Regions from separate parts of the Homo sapiens genome. Here region 2 is linked to region 1. A link is a loop called in an ENCODE intact Hi-C map of the cell type or tissue named here. Cell type or tissue: thyroid gland. All regions are shown on one strand. Links, peaks and the distances in the headings refer to the core of each region. The heading gives the core; the rest is flanking DNA. Region 1 has its middle 290 kb from the start of CCSER2. Region 2 has its middle 390 kb from the start of CCSER2.

Region 1 (2,913 bases), core at 199-2,698:
AGCTACAGCTGTGCAGATGAGACCTGGGACACTGGGAATCTAACTATGTGAATAGGAATTATTATAGCAGCAGCAGAAATAAGTCCATATGTTCATATTTCAAATATATTGTAAACAACTGGGGAACTTGAGTGCTTAACACAGTACCTGGAAAGTAAGCACTCCTTCCCTCTGCCATATCTTTTCTACCCATTCCCAATCCCAACTTTAACCTTATAGTCAAGTTACATTTTGGATGCTTTCAATGTTTTTGTATAACATTGAATCAAAGGGAAGGGTCTGTTTCAGATCATTATTCATCTTTTCATTACTGTCATATATTTTATTGATTTTTCATTGAAATGTTTTTTCAACATTTTAAAATGAGGCTTTGGCTTCAGCAGATCCCAGATCCTGACATCTGGTGAATTACAAACAATTGTGTAGGTTTGTTTTTAATTTTAATTTCAAAAAATCAATAAGTCATTGTGATGTCTTTAGAAGATATTAAATAATACAATCAATTTGGAATTTATTATAAAGATGCTCTTTTCAACAGTGTCTATGCAAAATCAGAATATTTGTGAAGCCTTAAGGTGCTTGGCTTTCTGGAATGGCATTAAGATCCAGAATAGAATGACTATAATCCCAGCACTTTGGGAGGCCGAGGAGGGCAGATCACCTGAGGTCAGGAGTCTGAGACCTGCCTGAGCAACATGGAGAAACCCCATCTCTACTAATAATACAAAAATTAGCCGGGCGTGGTGGTGCATGCCTGTAATCCTGGCTACTCAGGAGGCTGAGGCACGAGAATCATTTGAACCCGGGAGGCAGAGGTTGCGGTGAGCCAAGATCGCACCATTGCACTCCAGCCTGGGCAACAAGAGTGAAACTCCATCTCAAAAAAAAAAAAAAAAAAAGATCCAGAATAGAATCAAGAGGGCCTACGGAGAGCATCCAGGACAGAAAAAGTTTTGCTAAGAACAAGTTCAAGGAAAATTAACATATTTACTGGAAATTACTTTTTTCCATTCAAAATTTTTTTTAAAAATTGCTTTTAAAGTAATCCGAATTTCATCTGCTACTGAATGAATAGCAGAACATCCATGAGAACACTGATGCTGGTTTTGGCCACTAACAGATTTGCAACTAGGTCATGTGCGAAGATACAGGGTGAAGACGGCTTTGTAACCATTCACCTGGAAATAGATTAGAGGCCACATGCAGAAGCCACAGCCTTGGGGATCAGGTAGCTCACTGCTAATCCAGGTAGCCCATCTAGGGGAAAATGCGGCTTGGAGACTTGGAGAATCATGTGCCTTTCCTGAGTTTTTAATCCTTCATGGGGCAGAGTCAGGACAGACCCAGCCCTTCTGATTTCCTGCTCAACACCCTTCTGACATTCCAAGCTAGAAGTGAGAACTCAGAAATTCTGTCATTCTGTCATCCACCACCAGTAGGGGTGCTGCTCCTGGCGGTGCCCTTGGACTTGCTGACTGGAGGTCAGAGCTGAGAATGGCAGTCCCCCAGTTCCCCCAAGAAAGACACGTTGCCTCTGTACCTTGACAAGACCCATGATCAGCAACGAATTCACTGGCCACCTACTCTGTTGGCTGTTGGATTTGAAGACAGGGCAAAAGATAACACACAGACACACATATTTTGTTTAAATTGGGCTTTGCCCAACTCACAGAATTACCTAGGCAAGGCATAAGAGCCACAGCCCTGGCTGTTCCTCTGTGGCTGAGACAACACTGACATCTTGTGGTCTTGAATTCAGCCAGCCCTAAGCGTCACAGGCCAGAGTCTACCCAGCCCTGCCAGGAGGAGCTTTTCCCAGCCCTACAAATGGGAATGGATCCATTCTGTGTGGACTCTGCCTGCAGGGGGCTCATGGTTTAGCAGGACACCCAAGTAACCAACCATGTGCACACACTGGGTGACACAGACAGCGCCTGGCATCTGACCAGCCGCACACACACACTCAACCCAGACAGCAAATACTCAGCGTGCAACACTGCGGGCAGCTCCAGAACTGGCGTTAAATAAGAAGCATGCAGACAATTACAATACAGTGAGAAAGGTGCCGATTAAGGTATGAATAACAGCTGTGGGAACACACAAGCAGAGTGGACAGACAGCCAGAGGATACGGTAAGCCTTCAGAAATGACATAAGATCAGGAACACAAAAGATACTGTGGAGTAATCAAGGAAGCAAGGTGCGGAATGATTAAGTCAGAATTTCCCAGCGTCACAGAATAGATTCAGTTTAGAGGTGGAGTGCTAAGCCCCGGGAGATGGCTTCTACAGCATGAGAGGGGATCGACAGGGTTCATTTGGGGAGAAGCAAGAGTGCGAGTGAGAGACACAGAGAGGGAAAGCGTAAAAGACAAGTCTGTAAAGATAGACAGCCTTGAATGCTAGAATAAAGCGTTCACGTTATTCAATTGCTGAAAGTCACGTTATAACGCTGTATTTAAGAAGAAATGATCTGGCAAAGATAAAGCATGAACTATAAGCACAAGACAAAGACTGGAAAGATGCTCCCCCTCGTGTCAGCAGGGGCTGTCCCTAGGAAAGAGGACTATAATGCTTATTCCTGTCATTTTTCTTTTTTTTTCTATTGTTACATATTTTAATACTTTGGTAATGAAAGAAATGACGATCAAGCTATTGCCATATGAAGCAGATGGATGATAAGAGTGGGAGCCTGGCCACTCGCATAGTCATGGTCAGTTTCCTTCAGGAGGAAGCTCCTTCCCAAAAGCAGACAGGACAACAGGGCTATGTGAGACTCCGGATCAGAATCTCAGCATCTGTCTAACTGGGAGGACCCTTAGGTATCTACTCAACCCCCTGCTGCAGACAAGGGCTGGGGCTCTTGGAGAGGAAGTGGCTCCCCCCGGGACACACAGCCCTTCCTAGACCTCAGG
Region 2 (2,913 bases), core at 258-2,757, 100 kb before region 1:
AGCCGCTCAGGCCCCTCTTCCATTGGGCCTGGCACCATAGATTGCCCCAAGATGCATTACACCAACAAGCAGCCTGCTTAGGGAGGCAGAGCCATAAGATCAATGCTAGCAATGGGCAAGAATAATAGGCTTTCATCAACTCCTGATGACGCAGGGCTGAGAAGGACTCTGGAAATGCTGTACATCTATGTACAAGGGCAGGGAGGTCAAAGGTGACTCTGAACAGCTGACCTACCTTGATCATGCCAAACAGATTATAGGCAAAGTGAGAGGTTATTTTCCATGCTTGCTATGTTGACAATATCAAGGAATTCAGGAAGCACACAAAGAAGGGTGAGAGGTTATTTTCTATGCTTGCTCTGTTGACCATATCAAGGAATTCAGGAGGCACACGAAGAAAGGTGAGAGACACTTAGCAGTGAGAGGAGATCACCCTCAGTTTCCTTGCATTTTTCCCTCATTTCAGTTCTGCTGTCTTTCCCTAACCAGCCACTAACCTCCCTCTCTTTCCATTCACACTTATGTTTCTCTTAGCAGGGGTCAGCAAGCTATGGCCCATGGGCCAAATTCAGCCCACCACCTTATTTTGTAAATAAAGCTATGCCCATTCATTTCTCCATTATCTATGCCTACTTCTGGCTACAATGCTGGCGTTCAGTAGTGGCGACAGAGACCTTATGGCCTGCAAAGCCTTAAATATTTACTATATGGCCCATTATAGGGAAATGTTTGCTGATCCCTTCCCTTGGAAATAGACTACACAAGCTAAACTCAATCTGTGTCCCATACATTGTAGAACACTATAATCCTTGGAGTTGAATTAGTGTAATATTTAAAATAAAAAAAGAGACTCAAAGTTTAATAAGCTTAGGGCTCTCTGGATTATGCAGAGGCTTTTTCTGTAAAAATTCTTAGAAACTATATTATGCAGGCCGGGCGCGGTGGCTCACGCCTGTAATCCCAGCACTTTGGGAGGCCGAGGCGGGTGGATCATGAGGTCAGGAGATCGAGACCATCCTGGCTAACAAGGTGAAACCCCGTCTCTACTAAAAATACAAAAAATTAGCCGGGCGCGGTGGCGGGCGCCTGTAGTCCCAGCTACTCGGGAGGCTGAGGCAGGAGAATGGCGTGAACCCGGGAAGCGGAGCTTGCAGTGAGCCGAGATTGCGCCACTGCAGTCCGCAGTCCGGCCTGGGCGACAGAGCGAGACTCCGTCTCAAAAAAAAAAAAAAAAAAAAGAAACTATATTATGCTTACACACACTGTGAATCTCTAAAGGAAGGGGTGTTATGGCCTGCATGTAAAAGCTTCATTTTCAAAAGAAATGAGCCTGAGGCAGAAGATTTCTGCACTATTTAGGAAGACTTATGTGCCTTGTTAGGAAGTACAATCCCAAGGAGCATGACAGGGACAAGGCGGGGGAAGCAGAGAGGGAAAATGAGGCTGCACTGCCAAGTTGGCTGCCACTAGGGGGCAGATGCTGGCTCCTGTGTACACCACGTTGCAGGATTGTGTGTAATGCAGGAATCAGGGGGAAATGTATCCAACAACCTGTGGGAACCAGAGAAGAGACCCATGGTGACAGCAGGCAGCATCAGGTACAGGTGCATGCTTGAGGTGAGGTGCTGTTGGGTTGCACCTGCCTGCAGTCAAAACCCATGCAGAGCTTTTGGCCAGCGATGCAGCTCCAATAAGCAAGGGTAGGGAAGAAAACATCCAATGTTGTGCAAATGCGTTCTGATACCAAGAAACACAGAATGCTGGGCTTCCTAGAGCTACTGACTATAGAGTCATCTTTCCCATGAATAGACAACATGTCAAAGGGCACTTACAATCCGCACAATGGTCTAAGATTTACCAGGCTGCACTTCCCCACTTCCCCGTATAACCCACATCCTGAAACCTGCCCTTCTTTTTCTCATACCACCATTGACCCATCCCTAACCAGCCACTAACCTCCCTCTCTCTTTACAGTCACAGTTATGTTTCTCTTAGCAAGGGTCAGAAAATATAGCCCATGGGCCTAAGTTAGACCAGCACCCTTTTTCTCATACCATCACTGACCCATCCCAAAACCCCTCCAACCCTGTGACCTCTTCTCAACATCAACCTCCCGCCAGGAGAGCAACTGAGCACAATGGAAATAATACACAACTTGGGATCAGAAACCCATGTTTGAAAACTGGCTCTCCACTAACCAGCTGGGGAAGCGCCATCACATTACTCAATTTCTACCAACTTCAGTTTCTTCAACTCAAAAAGGGACTGACAGCACAGGATGATATGAGGAATTACGAAGTAACTCATGTAAAGGGTTACCCACAATAGTTACACATGACATTGTAGCTATTCTTTTTTTATTATTATTACTGCATCTTTTGACATTGTTGGCCTTGCATTTTCAAGAACTTCTCTCATCCCCCAGTTTCCCTGCTGTCCCTCAAATTCTTCCTTACCTCTTCTATTTTTCTAAGTCACATTCTGCTATGAGCTGAATTGGGTCCCCCCTCCCCTAATATGAGTTAGGGGAGGGGGTACACAATTCAAGTCCCAACCTCCAATGTGATTGTGTTTGAAGATAGCAACTTTATGGAGATAGTCAAGGTTAAATGAGGTAATAAGGGTGGGGCCCTGATCAGATGCGGTTAGTGTTCCTATGAGAAGAGACACCAGAGAGCTCTTTCTCTCCCACTTTCTCTTTCTTCCTGCTTCTCCCTCCATCTCCTTGTTTGCACACAACAAAAACAGGCCACATGATGATGCAATGAGAAGGTGGCCATCTGCAAGCCAAGAAAAGAGTCCTCAACAGAGCCTGACCCTGTGGACCTTGATTTTTGGACTTTCAGCCTCCAGAGCTGTGAAACAAGACACTCTTGTTGTTTATGCTGCTGTCCAGTATTTGGTATTTTGTTA

Evidence for each region. Hi-C counts contacts between places; a loop is a spot of excess contacts. Peaks named below come from ENCODE experiments on the same cell type or tissue, not always from the same donor. Only the 100,000 strongest peaks of a DNase experiment are listed, where the experiment ranks them.
Region 2: it touches region 1 in a loop (2.2-fold over the local background); 11 of 110 quality-filtered maps call a loop at or near these places.

The regions. Positions count from the first base shown.
Region 1 is chr10:84,612,420-84,615,332 of GRCh38, reverse strand. No RefSeq gene overlaps it. Among named protein-coding and RNA genes, the nearest start is that of CCSER2, 290 kb to the right of the region's middle. In thyroid gland, for the core only: CTCF peaks have their summits at 1,506 and 1,718 (motif pointing left); a DNase peak (open chromatin) is centred at 1,742; H3K27ac peaks cover 532 bases.
Region 2 is chr10:84,714,614-84,717,526 of GRCh38, reverse strand. No RefSeq gene overlaps it. Among named protein-coding and RNA genes, the nearest start is that of CCSER2, 390 kb to the right of the region's middle. In thyroid gland, for the core only: a CTCF peak has its summit at 1,469 (motif pointing right); a DNase peak (open chromatin) is centred at 1,476.